Linked DNA regions of Homo sapiens: all the other regions are linked to region 1. A link is an interaction called in ENCODE POLR2A ChIA-PET data of the cell type or tissue named here. Cell type or tissue: PC-9. All regions are shown on one strand. Each heading gives the region's core, and the rest is flanking DNA. Links, peaks and the distances in the headings are about the cores only.

Region 1 (6,238 bases), core at 522-5,521:
GCGGGAAGCAAAGAAGTTCATCCACAAATGCAGGAGGAACCTGACCTAGACTCTGCTGCTGCTCTTGGATCTGACTGAATGATTCTGCATTCTTCTCCCCATCCATCCCCAGTGCTTTATTTTTATTCTTATTTCTTTTTAATTTTACTTTAAGTTCTGGGATACATGTGCAGAACGTGTAGGTTTGTTACACAGGTATACATGTGACATGGTGGTTTGCTGCACCTATCAACCCGTCATCTAGGTTTTAAGCCCCACATGCATTCGGTATTTGTCCTAATGCTCTCCCTCCTCTTGCCCCCCACCCCCCCACAGGCCCCAGTGTGTGATGTTCCCCTCCCCGTGTCCATGTGTTCTCATTGTTAAACTCCTACTTATGAGTGAGAACACGCAGCATTTGGTTTTCTGTTCCTGTGTTAGTTTGCTGAGAATGATGGCTTCCAGCTTCATCCATGTCCCGCAAAGGACATGAACTCATTCTTTTTCATGGCTGCCATCCCCATCATTGTACTTATGATTGAGCAAGATCCCATAGAAAGGTGCTACAGGCTGAATGTTTGTGTCTCTCCCAAAATTCATACATTGAAACCTTAATCCCCAATGCGATGGTGTTTGGAGATAGGGCCTTTGGGAGATAATCAGGTCATGAAGTCCCCATGATGGGATCAGTACCCCTATAAGAAGAAATATGAGAGAGCTTCCTCTCGCTCCCCCACTCCCTCACCCCCAACCCTGACCTTGTGAGTCAAGAAGAAAGTCATCTATAAACCAAGAAGGGGGCCTTCACCAAGAATCTGACCACGCTGGCACTCTGATTCTTGGACTTCCCACCCTCCAGAACCATGAGACATAAGGTTGCTTAACCTGCCTGGTCTATGGTCATTTTGTTATAGCAGCCCAAGCTAGGAAAAGAAAGCAAAGTCTTTAGGAAAATGCACGGCTGTGAGCTGAGTGTCCACTTCTCCACGGACAAGATTTAGAGCAACTCAGAATGTCCCATGGCTGATGGCAGGCACACAGTGGTGCCACAGGAAATTGGCTCAACCCACACTGGTGGCATAACCCAGGGGTCCCTACCTCTTGGGCCACAGACTGGTACTGCCCATGGCCTGCTAGGAGCTGGGCTGTACAATAGGAGGTGGGCAGTTGGGGAGTGAGTGAAGCTTCATCTGTATTTACAGCCACTCCCCATCACTGGCATGACCGCTTCCTGTCAGATCAGTGACAGCATCAGGTTCTCATAGGCACGAGAACCCTATTGTAAACTATGCATGTGAGGGATCTAGGTTGTGTGCTCCTTATGAGAACCTAATGCCTGTCAGTGATGATCTGTCACTGTCTCTCATCGTCCCCACATAGGACCATCTAGTTGCAGTAAACAAGCTCAGGGCTCCCACTGATTTACATTACAATGAATTGTATAATTATTTCACTATTATATGTAATATATAGTGAAATAATTGTAATATGTAATAATACTAATGTATGTAATAAATTATATACTACTAAAATGTAATACATAATAATACTAGAAATAAAGTGCACAATAAATATAATGTGCTTGAATCATCCCGAAACCATCTCCCCAACCCCACCCCACCCCATCCCTGGTCCATGAAAAAAACTGTCTGCCATGAAATTGGTCCCTGGTGCCAAAAAGGTTGGGGACCGCTGGCATAACCAACATAAACAAAAACACACACTCAGGCCCATCTTTCAAGCTCCGGCTTTAAGGACATTTTCTGCCTTGATTTATTAAATCCTGCAGTAGACAGCATGTGAAAGCCCAGTGCCGAAGGACCCCACAGACTTCCAATGGGGTCAGCTCCCCTGAAACCACAAGACTCAGAGACCCGTGGTGTTCCAGGAACCGATTTAAATGTCGCTTGAATCCTGAGGATTTTACTTTATTATTTTTTTAACTCTTGGGAAATGGTATGAAATGGCTGCTGTCATCCTTGCAGCATCTGCCTCCCAAGCCCACTGCATGGGTTCTCCCAACACCTCCCCTTGGCTCCCCTCCTGGCCAAGTTCAGAAGTGTGATGGGCTCAAAGGAAATGCCCCAGCGCCCACAGGCACCCAGAGGCTGCGTGCACCCTGGTGGTCCCTGTCGAAGCGGTCACGGCTCACCGCCAGACACCCTTGGTCCTTACAGCTCTGGCTCTGCCAGCCACAGACATCTTCAAACAGAGCCCATGAAAAGAAACACTGCTTCAGCTTTGCTCCCACCGCCATCCTGGGACCCAGGGTCCACAAGGAGAATATTTTCTTAAAGTAACTCCCTGATTTGCGGGGGTTTACCTGCCGTAGGGGAAATTTTTTAAAAAAAGAAAAGGAAAGCATTAGGAGCTTCTGTAAGAGCAGCCCAAGGAGGGGAGGGGAAAAGAAATGTCACCCTTGCTCTCTCCAGACCCGCCTGAATTTGAGGTTTGGCACAAATACCAAGACAGGGCTGGCCAAGAGAAAGGTGTGGCCCGGTGAAGGACATGTCCAGGAGTCCAGCAACTGTAAACTTGAATCCCAACCCTAACCTCGCCTAACTCCCAGCCAGGACTGCCAGTGACTCACTCATCTCTCTTGCCTTGGTGGCACCATCCAGTAAAAGACAGGACTTCTGACCTCACTGGGGAGCAGGAAGATTAGCTCATGTTTATAAAGCGCTTTGAAGATTAAAAAGCCTGTGCCTAAAGGGGGCTATTATTATTATAACTACCTGTGAAAAAAGAGAAAAAAGATTCCCATCTAGGTCTAATATTAGCTCTCATACAGAGCCAGAGGGGCAGGGAGGCACTGACTTCGTGGCAGCTCATACTTGTGCCCCTGGCACTAAGACGGTGCTTCCCAAAGTTTGGGATGGGGAACATCATGGGGGGGTGCATGGGTTGGTTTTAGAGGGTGGGCAGACAGCACAGAACAGTGTGTAATCACCGAAGGAGAAAGCGACTCCCTCTTCCATTCTCTTTTTTTTTTTTTTTTTGAGATGGAGTCTCGCTCTGTTTGCCCAGGCTGGAGTGCAGTGGCACGATCTCGGCTCACTGCAACCTCTGCTTCCCCGGTTCAAGCAATTCTCCTGCCTCAGCCTCCTGAGTAGCTGGGATTATAGGCATGTGCCACTACACCCAGCTAATTTTAGTATTTTTAATAAAGACGGGGTTTCACCATGTTGACCAGGCTGTTCTTGAACTCCTGACCTCAGGTGATCCACCTGCCTCTCAATTCTCTTTTAATCCTACTGATTCCATTTCAGGAGAAAGTCTCCATTTGGTGCTGCTAGGTCTGTACCATCTCTCCCTGGCCAATTTCCCTTCATTATAGACAGAGCAATAACCTCCCTCAAACTCAAAGGTTCGGCAGACAACTGTAGCTACCTAGAATTTATAAACATTGTTTTGATTTCATTGTGCTCATTATTTGTATAATTACTTTGAATCTATGAGAAGTGATACTGATTCACTACATTTCACTTTAAAGTTACATTTCTTTTTTTTTTTTTTTCTTTTTCCACGTTCAAGCGATTCTCTCCCCTCAGCCTCCTGAGTAGCTGGGATTACAGGCTCCTGCCACCACACCCAGCTAATTTTTGTATTTTTAGCAGAGATGGGTTTTCACCATGTTGGCCAGGATAGTCTCCAACTCCCGACCTCAGGTGATCCACCCACCTCGGCCTCCCAAAGTGCTGGGATTACAGGTGGGAGCCATCGTGATTGGCCAAAATCATGATTCTTTAAATTGGAGTTTCTCAACCTCAGCCCTATTAGCATTTGGGGCCAGATCATTCTTTGTGGTGGAGGCTGTCTTGTGCCTTATAGGATGCTGATCACCCTGTCCTGTGCCTTGCAGGATGCTAAGCATCTTTGGCCTCCTCTTCTCACCAGATGCCAGAGCATCCCTCCACCACCCAACTGGGACAACCAAAAATGTCCCTAGACATTGCCCAGTGCTGTCTGGGGGATAAACCCCAACCCCCAACACCTCCTCTGTTAGGAACTACTGCTTTTAGATCAATTCACTAAAAAACAAAAAAACAAAACTTAAATGTGTTAAATAGTAAGGTTGTACTAAAATGGCTCCAGTTTAGGAAAACCTATAACAGAGAAGCAGTCCTTCTCGCCCATGTCTGCTCCAGCTCCTGAGTCACGATCTAATGCCTCCAGGGCAGGCCTGTGCTCTGGAGCCCTCGTAGCCAAATACCATCATCCCAGTGGCTCCATTCACGGCAGGGGTCCTATCTGTGCTGGCTGATTAGAAGAGCTTTAACCATTTCTGGAAGTCATAAACAAGGGTGTTTGGAAACAATTTTCATTCCAGGCCCCTTCCCTGGTGTCAAACCCTGCTTATCAGATCTTGAGGTCTCAGTGGACACCTGCTTGTCATGGCTGGAGCAACTGCCTAGAGGCCAGAGAAAGGAGGCTCACGGGGGATCAATGGGAAACAAGGGTGGGCCCATTCAGGAATGTTGTTAAGTCCCAGAAGGGCCTTACAAGAAAGATCTAGTCCTTTCTTCCACCTTATCAAAGGAGAAACTGAGGCCCGGGAAGAAAGGCTCTATGATGTGTGCCGGGACAGATGCAGCCTGTAACAGAACATGGCGTAGAACTCAAGGCTTCCTCCAGTATTAATGTTCTCCAACACCACACTGTGCATGGCAATCCCCAGGCTAAAGAAAATGTCACTGCCCTAATACTCAAAATAGGAGGCAAAGGCTTACACATATGCTGCTTTTGACGTTTAAAACTCAGCAAGAGCAAAACTACACAAATGAAATAATTAAAATCTGCATTGGCAGCCACCCAGCAGGCAGGGGGACAGCCTGCTCCATCACCTGCTAAGCCCCCAGCACCCAACGGGCGGATGCCTACGAGCAGCTGCTATCAGAGGCTCCTTGGCATGCCTATCGTCCGGCTTTCCACGGGATGTTTTCCTTTCTTCTGCCTCTCCTATCTGGCATTTTCTTTGAGACGGAGTCTTGCTGTGTTGCCCAGACTGGAGTGCAGTGGTGCGATCTCAGCTCACTGCAACCTCCCCTTCCCCGGTTCAAGTGATTCTCTTGCCTCAGCCTTCTGAGTAGATGGGATTACAGGCACACGTCATCATCATGCCTGGCTAATTTTTGTATTTTTAGTAGAGACGGGGTTTCACCCTGTTGGTCAGGCTGGTCTCGAACTCCTGACCTCATGAGCCACCCGCCTCAGCCTCCCAAAGTGCTGGGATTACAGGCGTGAGCCACCGCGCCCGGTCCCCTCTGGCATTTTCATTCCACACCTCCTTCTCCCGAGATTACAAGGAAGTTAAATTGCCAAACTTCCTGGTTCATGCAAAGTTAAGACTGTCCATTAAATAGACGCCAGAGAAAATAAAGTCTAGTTTTGAAGATTTGGTATCAGCATGGCTCAAAGTACTTCTCTGTCTCAGGGACCAGCACCAGGCTTCTAAATGAAATCACAACCACAAAAGAGGCTTCTGGGGCCTTCAGCAAAACATGCTCACTGTCCTCCAGCCCTGTCTCTGAGGGTCCCCTCTCTGGAGTGGGAGTAGAGGCTCTCTGTGCACTTCCAAAGACACTCTAGGAATCAACTTTTATTATTCCCAGTGTTCAGATGAGAAACCTGGAGGTCACACATACCGTAAATGACAAGACCGTGGACTGAGGCTTTAACCAGATTTGCTCGTTCCAAAGCCTATACGGCTACCCCCTCTACATGCTGCTTCCCTATAAGCAAAGCTAACGTTGCCTGGAGATCCTTACTTTGTAGTTTGGAAAGCCAAGCCCAGGTAAGCTACGGACAGATATTAACAAGGCAACTTATCATTGCGATCCTATCAATGGTCTGGGCCATCAATCAATCAATCAATTAATATTCACTGAACCTGCCACATAAAATCCCAGAGTTAGCCATGCAGGGACCAGCCAGGCATGGGAGCCACGGTCTAACCAAGAACCCAGTGTTCTCACACAAGCTTAGAGAGATGGCACAGGGCGATGCGTGATTGATTGCTGATGAATGGCACAGTTACTAAATGCTATAAAGTCCAGAGAAAAATCTGAGAGTTGAAGCTGCTTTGTGGAAGAGCCGAGACGTGTAGCTGGGCCTGGAATGGTGAGAAAGACACAGATCTGCACAGAGGATCCAAGACCACCAGGCAAGAACACAGAATTCCAGGCCCTTGTTCATGTCCTCTGCAGCCCAGACAGAAACGCTGGTCAGGTCTATGCCATAAGCACGTCCGGGAGGCTCT
Region 2 (6,238 bases), core at 807-5,806, 310 kb before region 1:
GGTCTCAAGCCATAAATTTCAAACTGCTTTTAACATGGCCAGACAGATTTGTAAGACTCCTATAGACAGCATACAATTAACCATCTCCTGTCAGCTGGAAAATCAGTTCAATAGCCATTCAAGTTCATGTCCAAACCCCTTTACATTAACGAAAGCTTAGAAAGGTTCCTTGACTCTCAGAGCTAGAATCTCTCAGAAGCCGTGGAGACAGGAGGAACTCTGAAAGGGGAGATAGAGTCAGCTACCAGAAAGGAGGGCTCTGCACATGTCAGATGCTCATACAGGTTATAAGTCAACACAGTAGCACCAGTTACTTTTTTTTTTTTCACCCTGATCACTTTTTTGGAGCAGCTATGCAAGTAAGTCCTACAAGATACCAGCCTGTTGATTTTTAGTAGTCTGCTCTGTCCCTGGAAATTGATGTGCAAGTAGATACTTACCAGGGGCAAATAGCAAAATGGCCAAGTGAACATGCTTGTCAGTGGCTGAGGGCACTGGCATGAATCATAGAGTCTACAGATTATTTCTGTAGCAAAGTAGAAGGAAACACTGCTGCACGGAGCAGGTCTCTCATCCTTGGCATTGGGGCCGTGGCCACCAACTCAGAAGAGAAGCACCATAGCCAAGCATCGTGATGGGTGATGCCCAGAGTAAATGCATGTGTCTTTCCAATGAAAGTGTGGGGCGAGACTGATTATTGCGCAGACTTCACGAGCCAAGATGGTGGGGGACTAATACAGATAAAAGACAAACAAGAAAGCCTTCCATAATCCTGGCTCAACTTACCTTGCTGATTTGGTATCTTACTATTCTCCTGCTCTTCAACCATTCTATGCTCCATTCACATCAAATAACTTATTATTCCTCCTTCTTTCTCCTCCTCCTACTTCCTCTTCTTCTTCCCCCTTCTGCCTTTCCTTTTTCATCCCCAAATCTCTTGGGTCTGCTTTTGCTAATATTCCTCCTTCCATCTGAGATGCCTTTCTTTTTAACTGTAAATCTCTATATATTCAAATTCTACTTGGATTTCAAATCTCATCTCAAGTGTTACCTCCTTCTTTTATAAAGCCTTCTGTTATTACCCCTGAATTCCATTTTATGGCAATAAGAACTTTTTCTTGGAGTAGTACTTTTTGTGGTTATATCTTCTCTCCTATTATTAGATTGTACATTCTTTGAAGGCAAAAGTCATGTTCAATTCACCCTGATAAAGCTAGAATGAATACAACAATGCCTTAAACACAGTATGTGATAGGCACTCCATAACCACTAATATGTTAATGAGGACACGGAGGTGTAGTCAAACAAATAGACACACTGGCTAGATAGCTTCATCTGCATACAGTTTTTCAACTTGTCCAAGACTGAAGTCATCTTGTCCCCCAAGTCTTTATTTTCTGTTAGAGTGAGGGGTCTCAACACCATCCAGTTAAAAATTCTCAAAGCATCCTCAACTCTCCCTACTCCCATGCCTTTACAATCAATCCCCAAGGCCTCCTGATTTTACGTACCAAACATTCCTTTAACCCGTACCCCTCTTCCCTGCAACCACCGTCCTAGTTAGAAATCCTTTCTCCTAGATTATTGCATCATCCTTCTTATGGGTTTCACCAACTCAAGGGTTACACTTGTCTACTTCATACTCCATTTTGTCCAGTGAGTGATCAATCTAAAACAATCCTGATTGTACCAATCTCCCAGGTTAAAATATTTCAAAGCCTCCCCCTTGCTTATAGAATAAAGTCCAATCTTTTTAATCCAGCCTGGAAAGTTCTTGGTTATATGGTCTTTCTCTACTCTGAAGAGCTTTATCTCTTGCCTCTCCTTTCTTTGCTCTTTAAGGAGAAAGCAACGCTGTACCCCTTGATGCTCCTTGCTGTATCTCCCCTAGCTGTGGCTGCACATGAGTGATCCTCTGTGCTGATCCTCTGATCTCTTCTCCTGGGTACTCCTGCTTACTCATCCTCTAAGCCTTAGCTGAGAGTAAGCCTTCCCTCCTCCTGGGCTGTGTCAGCCTCTCCACTGCACTCTCAGACCACTTTCTTATTCTCTCCTCCTACCGTTTACCACATTACATTGCAATCATCTTTTCTCATACCTGCCTCTCTCATGAGACTGAGCCTTCTGTGATAATGATCAGTATTTTATTTTATTTGCATGTGCAACCAGAATAAAGAGTAGCCCCAACCCCCCGCTTTTTTTTTGTCACTTTGTAAATGTCATTGGGGCAATATGAAACTTTGGTAGAATGCTTTATTTCCTAATTGCTAAGATTCCTACTACTTCCAAAGATTCAGAAGGAAAACACGATGCTCCAAGACGGGTCAGGACTCTTGCCCAGCTAGCTTTCATCTGGTTCATCCTGGCAAGATTGGGAGAGTTGATGGAAATACTTCAACTTCCCTGTACCCAAGCCAAGGGTTCTTATTATGAGATGACCTCATTAGTGACACATCATTATTTTAACCATATTCAAAACTGAGATGTGTGGAGAAATAGAAAGTAAAAAATAAGAAGAAGAAGAAGAAGGAAAAGGAGGAGGAGGAGGAGAAGAAGAAGGAAAAGGAGGAGGAGAAGAAGAAGGAGGAGGAAGAGGAGGAGGGGAAGAAGAAGAAGAAGAAGAAGAAGAAGAAGAAGAAGAAGAAGGAGAAGGAGAAGGAGAAGGAGAAGGAGAAGGAGAAGGAGAAGGAGAAGAAGAAGAAGAAGAAGAAGAAGGAGAAGGAGAAGGAGAAGGAGAAGGAGAAGGAGAAGAAGAAGAAGAAGAAGAAGAAGAAGAAGAAGAAGAAGAAGAAGAAGAAGGAGGAGGAGGAGGAGGAGGAGGAGGAGGAGGAGGAGAAGGAGAAGAAGAAGAAGAAGAAGGAAAAGGAGGAGGAGGAGAAGAAGAAGAAGGAGGAAGAGGAGGAGGGGAAGAAGAAGAAGAAGAAGAAGAAGAAGAAGAAGAAGAAGGAGGAGGAGGAGGAGGAGGAGGAGAAGAAGCAGAAGCAGAAGCAGAAGAAGAAGAAGAAGAAGAAGAAGAAGAAGGAGGAGGAGGAGGAGGGAAGGAAGGAAGGAAAAGGAAGAAGGAAGGAAGAAGGAAGAAGGAGGAGAAGAAGAAGAAGGAGGACAAGGAGGAGAAGAAAGAGGAGAAAATAAAATAAGCCACACTGAAATTTCCTGATTAAAAAGAAATTTTTAACCATCTAAAAACTGGAAACCCCCATGAGGTTGCTACAGTTTCTCTCCCTTTGTCTGGAAATGACAATATGAGCAGTGAGATCTAACAAAGTTCTCTGAAAAATACAGAAAAAAATTGTCAAGTCCTGAAATGCCCGCAGAATGCAGTCTAGGCCTTGAGCCTTCTGTGAGGGAAAGTAATTGCGGTTTTTCCCATTACTTCTACACCAACCTAATATATAGCTCCACATAATAACGTTTTACCTGGGGTTACTATTCTAGGCATTGAATAAATCAATTAAGAAAGGCTTTTCCCAAAATGGAGCCTGCGCGATGTTTGAATTTTGCTATCTCCTGCTTCACACTCTTGATCTTTCTTCGCGGTGGCAGCTCTGGTAACCCCCTTTCCTGCTGCCCACAGCCAGCTGTGTAGGAACGAGAGGGACATGCTGCATGAAAAGGAGTCTGATTGCTGAGGAGCAGGGTCTGGGGAAACTAAGAGCAAACCACCTATACAGCCTGGAGGTAATGAGACCTGGGTTGTCCTTCTGTCTGCAAATTGGAATCAAAGTGATTATTTTTACTGTACCGTTGTTCTGCTAGATTTTAGCTGAAGCTTTATCAAAGCCTGGTTCATTTAAAACAGTGTTTCTAGGGGAAAAAAAATACATTCCAAATTCCAAACAACAAGGTTGCAAATGAAGGTGTGGGAAAGAGTCTCTTTTTAAAGTGGAGATGCCACATGTCTTTGTTAATTAACCAGAAGATTGGAGTCAGTATTCCTCGCTGCTTTCTCAATACCTTCAGTTCTTACTGAACTTGTCATTAACCCAAACATCCTGCTTTATTCCCATCAAAACTGTTTCCACGTTTGTTGTTCTTCGTCATCATGATCTTTGTGCAATGGATTTTTGAAACTAAAAATCTCAGGACTTCACTTTTGACCCCATTGAATTTCATTTGGCTTGTTTTGATGCCTGGCTACCAGACTCTTCAGATCATTTTTAATTCTTATTGGTAATACTATCAATATTGGTTATCCTGTATAACTGTTGATCATCAACACATTTCAGAAGCATTTCTTTTATGACTTCATCTAATTTTTTTTAAATTAAAGTGCTAAGTAGGACCATGGTAAAGTAGAACTCAAATGATCTTCCCCTGAAGATGTTCCCTCACATTAACACCCTTCTATTAATAGCATTGAACAGTCAAAAAAGGTTTGTAAGATATGGCAGCCATCCTAAGCACAAGGGTAAAGAAGCTTGATATCTGCCTCAAATCCCTCCACCCTGTCATGGGTACCAACCAGGTGTTATCGAAAAGGGGTCCCAATCCAGACACCAAGAGAGGGTTCTTGGATCTTGCACAAGAAAGAATTCAGGGTGAGTCCACAGAGTAAAGTGAAAGCAAGTTTATTATGAAAGTAAAAGAATAAAAGAATAGCTATTCCATAGACAGAGCAGCCCTGAAGGCCGATGGTTGGCTTTTTTTTTTTTTTTTTTTTTTTTTTTTTTTTTTTTTTTTGAGATGAAGTCTAGCTCTATCGCCCAGGCTGGAGTGCAGTGGTGCGATCTCGGCTCACTGCAACCTCCACCTCCCGGGTTCAAGCGATTCTCCTCCCTCAGCCTCCTGAGTAGCTGGGATTACAGGTGTGCACCACCATGCCCAGTTGATTTTTGTATTTTTAGTAGAGACGGGGTTTCACCATGTTGGCCAGGCTGGTCTCAAACTCCTGACCTCGTGATCTACCCGCCTCAGCCTCCCAAAGTGCTGGGATTACAAGCGTGAGCCACTGCACCCAGCTGCCCATTTTTATGGTTATTTCTTGATGATATGCTAAATGAGAGGTGGATTATCCATGCCTCTCCTTTTTAGACCATACAGGGTAACTTCCTGACGTTGCCATGGCATTTGTAAACTGTCATGGTGGTGGCGGGCGTGTAGCAGTGAGGATGACCAGAGGTCACTCTCCTCACCGTCTTGATTTTGGTGGGTTTTGCCAGCTTCTTTACTGCAACCTGTTTTAACAGCAAGATCTTTATGACCTGTGTCTTGTGCTGACCTCCTATCTCATCGTGTGACTTAGAATGGCTAACTGCCTCAGAAGCAGCCCAGTAGATTTCAGCCTTATTTTACCCAGCTCCCATTCAAGATGGAGTTGCTCTGATTCAAACGCCTCTGACACAGGTATCACGCTAGAGCTTTATGAGTTAATACCAGACTGTTGATTGGTCCTCATCACACCCTCAAATCAAGGCCTTATAAAAAGAAAATTTAGAATTATCACCTGTTTTAATTACATTTAGTGAAAATATCTATTTTGAGATATTAAATGATAATATAGAAATATTTATATTTCTCAAACATGAGCTTTAAAAAAAAAGTGTGAGAACTGCTGCTGAAGTGCCCAAGTCTCACCCTTCAAGCCTCTGGGTAGGTCAGCAGCCCCATTAATGAGATGTCTTTATCTCTCCTCCTCAGTGACACCGTGAGGCAAAGCTAAGCAAGTCAAAATCACTTAAGAGGCAGTTATTTCATCTCTGACAATCAAATCTTGTTCTGGACAAAAGAGAACACTTTATACCATGAGGCATTTTATAGATAAGCTGCTGAGAACTCCCAGCACCCACAGTACAATCAGGTTCATCAGCTGACCTTTTATCTTCCCGTGTGACAAAGCAGGGACAGACCCTTCCCAAGGACACAATGTGATCATGAGCGGTCCAGTCCCACGAAGCCTGGTCTTCACTTCTTTTGCCACCAGCAGGGTGGTTGTATGGGGGGGTGGGGGGTGGGGGCAGGGGGAACAGGGATAGAGGCATGTAGGGCTTTGGGGGATTAGTCAGAGCCATCAGTCACCTAACACTTGAAGAGATCTTCTAAAGGAACAAGAGACAACGGAGTGGAAGGAGAACTATCTAGAGAAGAAAGGAAGATGGTAATAGCTAACATTCCTTGAGTATCTACAACATGCCAGGTATGTTCTAGGCACTTCGCATGCCTTGTCTCAACCAAACAACAGCCTGATGGGGAAAAGGCACTAATATCTCAATTTTACCTGTGGAGAAACTAGGGCAACAAA
Region 3 (6,238 bases), core at 454-5,453, 1.0 Mb before region 1:
AAATAAACATTAGATTCCTGAGGTTTACTGAAAATTTTATTGCATTAAAAAAAAGCAAGTGTATGTGAGATGGTAAAAAAAAAAAAGAGCAAGAGAGAGATAAAAGTTAATTAATAGAATCTGGCCTTCTTCCAAAATATACTCTGAGTTTGAGGTATTTGGGATTGGGTAATTTAGGTTGGTTGGTATGTGAAAAACATCTGTCATGATGAGTCTTGCTATAATATGCGACTCACTGGGAAGGCACGGCACCATCTTCATCATCACGATGGGCTTCAAATATGTGCCACTTTCGGCATGACACCATTAAGTGTCTGGGTCCTTATTGGGCAATATTCTGTATTGATTATAATATGTTTTACCTTCTGAGGTTGGCTTGGAAAGTTGAATGGTAAGCAAAGTCATTAGTTGCCCTTGGAGTTGATTTATATCTCCATTGGGAGGTAGTTTTTCCACCACTTTTTCTTAAATGGAGTTGGGTTTGGAGTACCCTATCTGGTACTATTTATAATCTATTAGTCCCCATTTACTACAGGGTCTGGAACTAATTGCACATAAAAATTCCCAACTAGTTTCTGAATCAAAATAGTTATTTTTATGGCTAGAGCCAGGTTTTCCAAAGGGTGTACCATGAAATACTAGTGCCATAAGATGCTCCCCAAAAAGAATTTTATTGTTCAAATAAATTTGAGGGAAAACAGTCCATTGATGCTCTCTTTTGTTGGTATATTGCTAGATTTTGGGGTCCACAATAGCAGAATCAGTGTAAACATTATTATCGTTGAAGCAACTAGCATAATGACCAGCAAATAGAAGACATGTAAAAATATTATCGATAAATTAATGAACACTTAAACAATTCTGCAGTAAAGAAAGCACTTAGCTTTGCTCATTTAAACATTTCCCAATTTGTAACAGTCATGGAACCATTTTTTCGCATAAAAAACATTATAAACAGCTTATCTTCCAAAGAACATCTTGTAGGGAACTCTTGTCTAGAGTATTAAACACATTCATTAAAATAATTTTATGTATACATTCACTCATTCAATGTTCATGTTTTAGTACCTACTAAGTTCTATGTTCCGGGAACATATTAACAAAACATAAGCTCTGCCATTATTGATCTTTTAGACTACTAGGAGAAATATGACAGAGTCTTGTTTTTAAAACAAGGCAACATGTAGTAAGTGTCATATGAGAAGTGGGAATACGAAGATTACAAAGTGAGAAATGAACAAAAAATATCCACATTTGGATATCCTCCTCATGATATAAAATTTAAGAAGTAGTGTTCATTTGTATGATTTATGAAAGGTTATTTCTCACACTGCAAAGGTCAAGAAAGTACCACAAAATAATGAAATGCTCTCACTGTAAGACAAAAAGGAGTAGTGGAGACTGTTTAAAAAGTTTATGCTCAGCCGGGCTTGGTGGCTCCTGCCTGTAATCCCAGCACTTTGGGAGACCGAGGCAGGCAGATCGCCTGAGGTCAGGAGTTCGAGATCAGGCTGGCCAACATAGTGAAACCATGTCTCTACTAAAAATACAAAAAATTAGCCAAGTGTGGTGGCAGGCGCCTGTAATCCCAGCTACTCGGGAGTCTGAGGCAGAAGAATCGCTTGAAACCGAGAGGCGGAGGTTGCAGGGAGCCAAGATCATGCCATTGCACTCCAGCCTGGGCAACAAGAGTGAAACTCCATCTCAAAAAAAAAAAAGAAAAAAAAAGTTCATGCTCTGTTCTCACTCATAAGTGAGAGTTGAACAATGAGAACACATGGACACAGGATGGGGGACTTCACACACTGGGGCCTGTTGGGTTGGGGGAAAGGGAGGGAGAGCATTAGGACAAATACCTAATGCATGCGGGGCTTAAAACCTAGATGACAGGTTGGTGAGTGCAGCAAACCACCATGGCACATTTATACCTACGTAAAAAACCTGCATGTTCTGTCTATGTATCCCAAAACTTAAAGTAAAATAAATAAATAAATAAAATACCTATAAAAAAGTTCACACTCATATTAAAGGACGCAGTTGGCAAATGGATAGAACTAACTATTATCATGGACTTCATGCTGGCAAGTCTTCTGATCTGTTATGAGAAGTCACAAATCTGGATTTTGATCTACAATATTCTCATTATATCCTTATTTATTTTACATATCAACAAAGCTGACTCCATTACACACATATACCTATATACTTGTAAGGTAGATTAAATAGACACATTAACCTTTTTTTCAAAAATTATGCTAAAATTACAATAATGCATTTTTTTTTTTAAATACGTGAGCCTTGAGGATGTACAAAATTGGTGAAGGACGATAGTTGAAATGTTGTGGAAGCTGGTAAGGGGATGGCCCAGTGGTAATGGATTTAGCTGACCCAAGAAAGCAAAATCCCAAGCTTGGAATGAGGAAAGCTAAATTCTCTCAGAATTTTCAAAAAAGCTCAGTCAGTGGTATCTCATACCTCTGCAACTCGGGGAGAAGGCAGGATGGCTAACATCAGAAGGGCTGAGAAGCTGATGGAGACATATTGAGAGATCCCCACCTGTCCACTGTAACACATTCTGAGCAAACTGTTCTTCCCTACACGTTTGATACTATAGATTGGTCCCGTGGCTAGTATAAAATCGAGGGTCTGTGGATTGCAGGATGGCAGACAAGGATGAGAATGTGGATACTGTAAAGAATGAAAACAAGGGATTAAGCAGCCACATGCATCCTGAATCTTAAAAGGAATCACCCTGCACCCCAGCCTTCTTTCCCCATTTGGCACCAAACAGATGGGTGACCCGATTGTTAATCTTCAGACAGGAAATTGGGAAAATGTTTTCCTGAAAATCTGACTAGTGTTCCCTTAGGATCCTGACATCAAGGGATCCCAAACCAATAGCTCCCCAAATTATTCTACAGTAAACCTAAGAGCAATTCCAACAGCATGACTCTAATTGGTGGATTAGTCTTCATAGAGCAGAAAGCCCCAAATCAACAGATAATTTTTTTTAAAGACTCTAACATAGAAGATAGTGGTCAAAATGAATAAAGAGAGGTGGAAGAGAAACTATACAGGAAAAAAACAAATTTTTCGAAGTGCGACTTATAAGTGGGACCTATAAGCCTCTGTAAGTGTAGACAGTGGAACATATTAACCCAGTGAAAAGACTTCTGCCAGATATTTTGTACGAGGCTCATACTGTAGTTGCACCAGGCATACCAGCTTGATGAGTCTTGGGTTACTCAAGCCTTACTCATGAGCTTGCCCGCTGATTTACCCAGAAAGAGATTTTGTAAACTCTCAGGGAACTGAAACCAGAGCTACTGCTCAGTTTATTTTCTCTGTGGACATCTCATGTAAGTCGTAGCAACATTACCCTATCCTTACACAGCCAGGATTGTGCTTGCTACTCAGGTACACAAACTGAACAGTAAATTGTTTAGATACATGCACAGGTGTACAAATTTAAAATCAAATAAGCAAGTAAGTGAATGATTATCCGAAAAGTCAGGATAGTGATTATTTCCAGAGGAAGGAGGGTGTATTAGATTCCTATGACCACTATTAAATAAATTACCACAAACTTAGTGACTTCAAGCAACATGAGTGTATTCTCTTATACTTCTAGAATTCAAGGGGTAAAATCAAGATATTGGCAGGGCTGTCTTTCTTCTGGAGGCATTATGAGAGAATCTGTTTCCTTTTTTTTTCTAGCTTCTAGAGGCCTTCTGAATTTTTTTTGGTTTATGGCTCATCATGACAACCTTTGGTTTCCTCATCATATCTTTCTTTTCTGACTCTGATTCCTCCCGCACCCTCATATGAGGATCTTTATGATTACTTTGAGCCCACTTGGTTAATCCAACATAATCTCCCCATCTCAAAGTTCTTACTTTAACCACAGCCGCGAAGTCCCTGTTGCCACCTGAGGTAACCTATTCACAGGTTCTGGGGATTAGGATAGAGACATCATTGAGGTGTCATTATTCTATCACAGAAGGGGATGCAATCTGGGAGAGTCACTTGGGGGTTTTTGGTTTAAGATAAGCTGCACAATGGATGGCAAGTGTTTATTTTGCTTTTTATCATTCAACTGTACATATATATTTTATATACATTCCTGCAAGTCACATGTTTCACAAAAATGGGCTACACGTGTTATATATATGGGTCAAGTTTAGCTCCTTGTGTCTAGTTAGCAAATTTAATCTAGGATAATACTTATGTTGCAGGTTTACAACAGTGAGAAAGATGATACAGAGATTACTTCCTGCTTTTCTCTCTGACACAACTGTCTTTTTTTTTTTTTTTTTGAGACAGAGTTTCACTCTGTCACCCAGGCTGGAGTGCAGTGGCGCATTATCACAGCTCACTGCATCCTCAACCTCTCACACTCAGATGATCCCCCCACCTCAGCCTCCTGAGTAGCTGGGACTACAGGCATGCACCACCACAGCCAACTAATTTTTGTAGATATGGGGGTTTCGCTATGTTGCTCAGGTTGGTCTCAAACTTCTAGGATCAAGATATCTGCCTGCTTCAGCCTCCCAAAGTGCTGGAATTACAGGCATGAGCCACCACGCCTGGCAGTGATTTCTTCTTAATTACAGCCTAATTTCCTTTGGACTTGAGGCTGTAAGCAAGAGCAATGTGTTTGTCTTTTAGAATGAAGTAGGGCAGTAGTATTAACAGTTTCATGTAATGGTCAATTGATATATGTCATTGTATTAGGCTCTTCTTGTATTGCTATAAAGAAATACCTGAGACTGGGTAATTTATAAAGAAAAGAGGTTTAATTAGTTCTTGGTTCTGCAGGCTGTATAGGAAGCATGGCACCTGCATATGCTTGCCTTCTGGGGAGTACTCAGGGAGGTTTTATTCATGACAGGAGGTAAAGCGGGAGCTTGCATGTCACATGGTGAAAGCAGGAGGGAGAGAGACAGAGAGAGAGAGAGAGAGAGAGAGAGAGAGTGAGTGGGGTGTCAGTCACACACTTTCAAACAACCATATCTTGCAAGAACTCACTCACTATCCCAAAGACAGCAGCAAGCCATGAGGGATCTGCCCCCATGATTCAGGCACCTCCCACCAGACCCCACCTCCAACTCTGTGGATTACATTTCAACATGAGATTTGGCTGGGGACATATATTCAAACTATATTAGTCATCAAAATGATAATTTGAATTTGATTTTGTTTGGTCTTAGAGGAGACATTCTTGAGGCTCATTTGAAAAAACCAATATCCCAGGTCATTCTAGACTATCTATCCTTTCCATATGTTTCAAGAACTTAACAGACTTTATACAAAAAGCCGAATATGGGGTCTAAGGAATATTTAGTTGCATGGTATATGACTAATTTTTCACCCCATGGGAGACAAAAGCGTATTCTTGGTCAGCCTCTTAGCATTTCCAGGGATCCATTTTTCTTTCCTTTCTTCCAAACTAATAAATTCTCCAGGAATGCTGAGAAACCTTCAGGCCTAAAGAATTTAGAAATTGTGGATGGTATACTGGTAAAAGCAATCAATAAAAAACTATAACATTAGAGTCTACTTGCAAAACAGGAGGAGTAGCAGGCAATCTCGACAGTGGAAATAGCCCAGGTAAACTTACATTCAATTGTAAATTGTTGAAGTGAGATACTCAACATATTGCATCTGGGAGGTTTCCCCTGAGTGTTGAATCTCCTCAAGTGATCAAACCCAAAATTTCTCTGGAAATAAAGTCAGAAATTGAATGATTTTGAAAAGGAATTTTCTTGCAGTGTTTGTCATTTTTTCCTAGTCTGGGTAAGTGGCATAAGGTAGAGAAAATTTAGAAAGAATAAAATGTTTTCAGTTATTACAAGAATGAAAATATCAATATTTTAAAATATCCAAACAAGTTGAAAGATTATTGTTGCTGTCACAAATTAGAGATGAGCAGCTGGGAAATATTGATTGTCAAATTTTCAAGTTTGGTATCTTTTCAAATATAAAATAATGTGTTTCCTAGGTGGTAGTTTAAACCATCCGAGTACATGGCTTCTTTAGAATTAACTTTAAAGGAGTTTTCTTTATTTTGGCCTAAGAGGTGATACTATCCCAGGCATCATAAAAGCATAGCATTTGAAATTTACCTTTTTAAAATGTAGATAGATTTGAACTAGAAAATAAAGAATTTGATTGAGATATGATTTCATTTGGATATTAGCAAGAAACATCAGCCAGAATGCTGTATTTGCATAGATCT
Region 4 (6,238 bases), core at 359-5,358, 230 kb after region 1:
ACAGCCAGACCAATACCTCCTCTTCCTCCTCCTCCACAGCGAACTCAGTGTGAAGATGATCCACTTCCACTTAATGAATAGTAAATATATTTTCTCTTCCTTAGGATTTTCTTAATAATATTTTCTTTTTTCTCATTTACTTTATTGTAAGAATACAGTATATAACAGGGGTCCCCAGCCCCTCGGCCACAGACCTGACCTGGTCCATGGTTTGTTAGGAACTGGGCCTGCACAGCAGGAGATGGGCGGCAGGCAAGCGAACGAAGCTTCATCTGTATTGACAGCCACTCCCCATCACTCACATTACCACCTGAGCTCCGCCTCCCATCAGATCAGCGGCAGCATTAGACTCTCAGAGGAGCACGAACCCTATCGTGAACCGCACATGCAAGGGACCTACGTTGTGATGATCGGTCACTGTCCCCCATCACCCCTAGATGGGACGGTCTAGTTGCAGGAAAACAAGCTCCTCTACATTATGGGGAATTGTATAATTATTTCATTACATATTACAATGTGATTGTAATAAAAATAAAGTGCACAATAAATGTCATGTGCTTGAATCATCCCGAAACCATCCCTCCCCCCACCCCAGTCCATGGAAAAATTGTCTTCCATGAAACCGGTCCCTGGTACCAAAAAGGTTGGAGACTGCTGGTATATAATACATATAAAAAATATGTGTTGATCGACTGTTTATGCTATTGGTAAGGCTTCTGGTCAACGGTAGGCTATCAGCAGTTAATTTTTTGGGGAGTCCAAAGTTATACGTGTAATTGACTAAATGGAACTGACTGTGTGGGGAGGGGGCCGGTGCCCCCAAGCCCCACATTATCCAAGGGTCAATGTAGTGAGCTGGTAAGCACAGCTGATTGTGGGCAAGACAGGTGGTTTTGAACTTCTTCCCAGCTGGACTATGAGAAACTCACTGACCCCCACAAAAAAAACTTTTCATGGTCTCTTTTAGCTCCAAGCCTCCATGATTTCTGTGGGAGGCTGTCCTGTAACCATCAGCTCTTCACCTCCAATCATGAAGTGGTTTCCACTGTAAAGGAAGCTGCTGATTCACGTGGAGACTCTACTATCTTCTTATCAGTCCTTTATTTATATAACTGTCTGACTTATGAGTCAATCTTTAGGACAGGATAAAAGTTCACATCTTCTCCCATCTGAATAATCTAAGACCTAGAACATTATCTTGAGGCACCCATTTTGTCAACAAACAAACAAAAAACAAAAATGCCAGCAAACCAAAGAAAAATGGAAACTGTCCACTTGCACCTCTTTTGAGTCCTCCTGCAAACTGGCATCTACAAGAGGAACTGTCACTCACAGCACCTTTACTGTCATGTGGCAAGGTATCAGTGGCTTCTGAAGGTGCTGCTTCATGCAGAATGTTTTGGGTGCCCCCTACATTCTAATTTACTACAGGTAACTGTTGGTAAAAGGCCCACTCAGACTTTCCCATGTAGCTGGTTCTCAATAGATCCTCTATGGAAGGAAAGAAGGAAGGATGAACCGAAAAATGGATAAAGTATACACCCCCATGGAAGAAGGAAGAAATAGATCCAATGTCATGATTTGCATTGGTTTTGCTGCCCCATTTCCTTGAGACTAATTTTTTTTTTTTTTTTTTTGGATACACGGTCTCGCCATCTCCTATAGGCTAGAGTGCAGTGGCACAGTCACGGCTCACTGCAGCCTCAACCTCTCGTGCTCAAGGGATCCTCCCACCTCAGCCCCTAGGGTAGCTGGGACTACATGCACACACCACCACACCTGGCTAATTTTTAAATTTTTTGTAGAGCCAGGGGTCTCACTATATTGCCCAGGCTGGTCTCGGACTCCTAGGCTCAAGTGATCCTCCCGCCTCTGCTTCCCAAAGTGCTGGTGTGAGCCACTGCGCCTGGCCTGAGGCTGATTCTGGCAGTAGTGAGGTCAACAGGGGATTACACACCCAATACTTGTGCCATAAAAGCTCCAACCAAGAGTCAAAGGGTTGATCTCGTAGAAAACTCTTTAGCTAAAGACAGAGCCAAAAAACCAAAGTGCAGCTCAAAGTCAGATGTGCTCTTAGACAGGTCCCCCGAGAGAGCTGGGAATCCTGGGACTCCATCACTTACATTTTCCTAGAGAAGTCTAAGCCCCTGGGTTCCTTTGGCAGTCTGGCAGCTTGGGGCTCTTCCCAGGCTGTTTTTGAAAGGGGGGAATCACCCTGCCTGACCCTTTTCCAACACTACCCATCTGACTCCTGCTAGTGGAGGGGCTCTTTAAGTCCCAGGGGAAGGGCTATTCAAGTGCTTAGAAGATTTTGCAATCAAACTTTCAAGGGTAAATATTTGCAGTGACTCACCAGAGAGGTTTTTCTGCTCTCCTTCTGGCCCCTGGGGAGCCACAGGGCTCTTTCCCCAGGTCTGTTAGCAGTTTACGATGATTATCCGTAGGCTCCCTGGACAGCTCATGAGTCAAGAGACTGGGTTCCCGTAACCCACTCCCTTGCCCGGAGGCACCTGGGCTCACCATACCAGAGGTCAGCAGCACATTTACAGCACCATAGCCTAGTAAAGTCAATGGTACAAGTGTCCAGCTTGTGGCCTGGAGGCTTTGCCCAGGCTCGTGGGACAGGCAGACAATTTACAAGGTAAGTAACACATCATAAAATTGAGCAGCAAACACTAATGAGCCTACAAGCCAGGACAGAGGACCTTTCTCTCCGACCAGGGAAACTGACACAGCCACTGTCCCAGGTTTGGGCAGGCGTGCCCTGCTAGCACCGACCACAGTGACCAAGGATAACGCATCGTGCTTTCCTCTAGACCCCAAGAAGCAACTGTAAACCTTGGGAGGCTTTCAAGAGACTCCCCAGATCAAGGGACCTTAACACTGTCCCCAAACTCTATTTGGCAGCTGGTTTATCGCGGCCACCACTATCATCCACCCCCATGATTATGACTTTGGTGAGTCTCTCTCCTGCTTCAAATCACAGATGTGGTCCCTGACTGAGGCTCACTCTGTTTGCAGAAGGGGACTACGGTGTCATCAGAGAGCTGGGGAGTGGAGGGGTGAGCTTCCTCAGAGTGTAGCTACAAGAGAAAGCATTTGGCTCTGCATTTGTTGGTGCTCTGTGTGGGTGCCCAATGGCTTGAAGTTGTCAGCATATCTGGGCACACAAGTTTGTCTCAGGCCCCCCGGGGGTTCTGATGACACGTTAAGCTCATAGGCCATGTGGCAATCATCCTGCAGAACTTTTGGTTCCGTCTGATCCCAGCTGAACCAATTCAGAATGGGCCAGACACAAGATACAAATGGTGCTGAGCAGGGAAATGATCATCGATTCAACTCCACTGAGTAGATGTTCGTCCATTTAGTTGGTAACAATTTATTAAGCATTCCTACATGCCAAGGCCCAAATTGGGTGCCGGGGACACAGGGGTGAATGAGACAGGGCCAGGCTCTTAGGAAGTTTGGGAGCAGACAGGTGGTATGCAAACAGATACCCCCACGCTGGACACTCTGCTCCGATGCTACGAAGGAGGCCACCTTTGGGAGCTGATGGAGAATTTCAGGGGAGGACCTCGTTTAGGAAGGGTGTTTAGAGGCGGACTCTTTGAAAAGGTGCAACTGCAACTGAAATTGAGATCTGAAGAATTAAAGGGGGAGGGGCGGTTGAGGGCAAAATAACTTTCTGTGCAGAGGAAAGAACAAGAACGAGGCCCAGCGATGGGCAGGATCTTTGTGTGTTCAAGAAACTTGAAGTCCTGTGTATCTGGAGTCTAGTAAGTGATGGGGAGAGTGAACTTGAATTTTACTTCAAACACAATAAGCCCCAAAAGGATTCATCTCAGGAACGTGGCAAAGGTCAGTTTTCATCTGACCTGGGTTTTTACCAGGTCCCCCTCATACTTTTTCTTTGGCTTTCCATGCAACACACAGATGCAACATGGTCATCTAGGATTAGGGAATGATTTAGGAATACAGGGACATTTTCTGATTTTGAAACAGCCCAATTTCCAACCTCTGCATCAGATCTATCCACAGGTGGGCTGTGCGTGGTGGTTCATGCCTGTAATCCCAGCACTTTGGGAGGCCGAGGTGGGAGGATCACTTGAGGTCAGGAGTTCAAGACCAGCCTGGGCAACATGAAACCCTGTCTCTACCAAAAATACAAAAATTAGCCAGGCGTGGTGGTATACGCCTATAATCCCAGCTACTCAGGAGGCTGAGGCAGGAGAATTGCTTGAACCCAGGAGATGAAGATTGCAGTGAGCTATGATCCCACCACTGCACTCCAGCTTAGGTGACTGAGACTCTGTCTTAAAAAAAAAAAAAATCTATTGACAGGTGGACCTCTTGACCCTTGACCTCCATCTGCAGGCTTGGTCTTGTCCCTAGGACCAATCTGGACTTATCACAAGGTACACTTAGGGGTTTTCCTCAACCCATAATGTGACACTCAACATCTGTTCTTTGTTGTTCTGCAAACAGTATCTCTATCTGCCTTTTTCCTGGGCTTGGACGAGTCCCTGTCCCCCAGGTCTGTTGCTGGCATGCTTCCAGCCAGATGCTGTGCTTTCCTAGGATTGGAGCCTCATCCCTGCTTCTGAGCCATCGTCCAGTGTCAGGAGTCTTGCTATGTGGCGACAGACCTTCCAGAAGCTGACTGGGGTCTGCCTGCACTTTCAAACAGTGCCTGATTCGGGATCCCACTGCTGTCCCGCTCCACCCGTCTCCTTACCCAGCATGGCTCTTGGCTCGTTCGTGATAGTAAAGACAGGTGCACCACACCCTGCCTGGGCCCTTCCCTCCAGACCCCCCTCTGCTTGGCAGGTGGAGCTCCCTCTCAACATCTAAAACTGTTCTTCTGTCCAGTGAGGGGGCTGAGTCTCAGGGCCAGGCCTCTGCCCGTCTCTTCCCCAACCTGCTGCTGTGAATGCCCAGCTATGGCCCAACGACATGCTAGCCTCAGCGTGTGCTCCACAGGCAGGAATCAGGGCATATGTTCAAGTTTATAAGGGGCCTATGAAAAAAGAGACTGCCAGCAGATTCCCTATTAAATGGGCTTCCCTTGCAGTAAAAGATTTAAATTAGAGTATCTTCTAAACAGGGGCGTAATGGGACCACCACAGGTCATTTAATCCATCCCTCTGCCACTTGCCATTAAAGGAAGAGCATGCTTGTGTCACCTGCTAGTCATCACCTAGACATGCTAAAGAAATATACAGACTCCCAAGAGGCTTCCGAATAGCTATTTTCCAAATTAATCAGGAGGGGAATTCTTTTCTTCAAATAAAGTCCTTTTTTTTAAGTGTTTTAATTTTGTTGCTGTTGTTGAGACAGGGTCATGCTCTGTCACCCAGGCTGGAGTTTGGTGGCACAATCACAGCTACTATAACCTCAAACTCCTAGGCTCAAGCCATCTTCCCACTTCAGTCTCCCAAGTAGCTGGGACTACAGGCGTATGCCATCATGCCTGGTTAGTTTTTTTAAAAAATTTTTGTAGACACAGGGTCTCACTACGTTGCCCAGGCTGGCAAACTCTTGGGTAGGAGCATTTTTTTTTTAGACAGTCTCGCTCTGTTGCCCAGGCTGGAGTGCGATGGTGCGATCTCGGCTCACTGCAACCTCCGCCTTCCGGCTCCTGCCTCAGCCTCACGAGTAGCTGGGACTACAGGCGCGTGCCAACACGCCCAGCTAATTTTTTGTATTTTTAGTAGAGATGGGGTTTCACCATGTTAGCCAGGATGGTCTCGATCTCCTGACCTCTTGATCCACCTGCCTCGACATCCCAAAGTGCTGGGATTACAGGCGTGAGCCACCGCGCCTGGCCAGGAGCATAATATTGAAAACAGATGAGAGCAAAGCTTTGCTCCTCACACCCACCATAAACTGTAGAACTCTGTGGGAGGCTGTTTGAAAACCATTGCTGAAAATACAGAGATCCTAAGATGTGGGGCAAATAGACTCCTGTGAGGAGGAGGCATGGAGTAGGGAAGGTCCATCATGCTAATAGTGTTGAAGCTGACAAAATCCTGGCAGCAGCCGCCTTTGACCAACAAGCATATGCCAAGACCCGGCTGGATGCTCTATAGGTTCTATTGTTGAACCTGCAAAATCTTTGCCAAGTAGGCATAATTATTCCAATTTTTCACATGCAGAAACTGAGGCTCTGTGGCATACAGTGACATCTCCAAGGCCACACACCTCCTGGAGAGCCATAATTTGAACCTCGGAGTGCCCC

The links. Peaks named below come from ENCODE experiments on the same cell type or tissue, not always from the same donor. Only the 100,000 strongest peaks of a DNase experiment are listed, where the experiment ranks them.
Region 2: POLR2A ChIA-PET joins it to region 1 with 8 read pairs; 3 of 35 experiments call an interaction of 5 or more read pairs at or near these places.
Region 3: POLR2A ChIA-PET joins it to region 1 with 7 read pairs; 3 of 35 experiments call an interaction of 5 or more read pairs at or near these places.
Region 4: POLR2A ChIA-PET joins it to region 1 with 7 read pairs; 3 of 35 experiments call an interaction of 5 or more read pairs at or near these places.

Annotation. Positions count from the first base shown.
Region 1 is chr17:72,453,690-72,459,927 of GRCh38, forward strand. The region is part of intron 1 of LINC00673 (long intergenic non-protein coding RNA 673); the gene reads right to left. Among named protein-coding and RNA genes, the nearest start is that of LINC02003, 110 kb to the left of the region's middle. In PC-9, for the core only: no CTCF peak of the experiment used is centred there; DNase peaks (open chromatin) are centred at 2,532 and 5,302; H3K27ac peaks cover 3,884 bases.
Region 2 is chr17:72,144,174-72,150,411 of GRCh38, forward strand. No RefSeq gene overlaps it. Among named protein-coding and RNA genes, the nearest start is that of SOX9, 26 kb to the left of the region's middle. In PC-9, for the core only: no CTCF peak of the experiment used is centred there; no DNase peak of the experiment used is centred there.
Region 3 is chr17:71,409,773-71,416,010 of GRCh38, forward strand. No RefSeq gene overlaps it. Among named protein-coding and RNA genes, the nearest start is that of CASC17, 210 kb to the left of the region's middle. In PC-9, for the core only: no CTCF peak of the experiment used is centred there; a DNase peak (open chromatin) is centred at 3,279; H3K27ac peaks cover 3,825 bases.
Region 4 is chr17:72,681,716-72,687,953 of GRCh38, forward strand. The region is part of intron 7 of SLC39A11 (solute carrier family 39 member 11); the gene reads right to left. Among named protein-coding and RNA genes, the nearest start is that of LINC00511, 44 kb to the left of the region's middle. RefSeq lists an enhancer at 4,743-5,243. In PC-9, for the core only: no CTCF peak of the experiment used is centred there; DNase peaks (open chromatin) are centred at 1,066, 2,056 and 2,436; H3K4me3 peaks cover 1,054 bases; H3K27ac peaks cover 3,811 bases.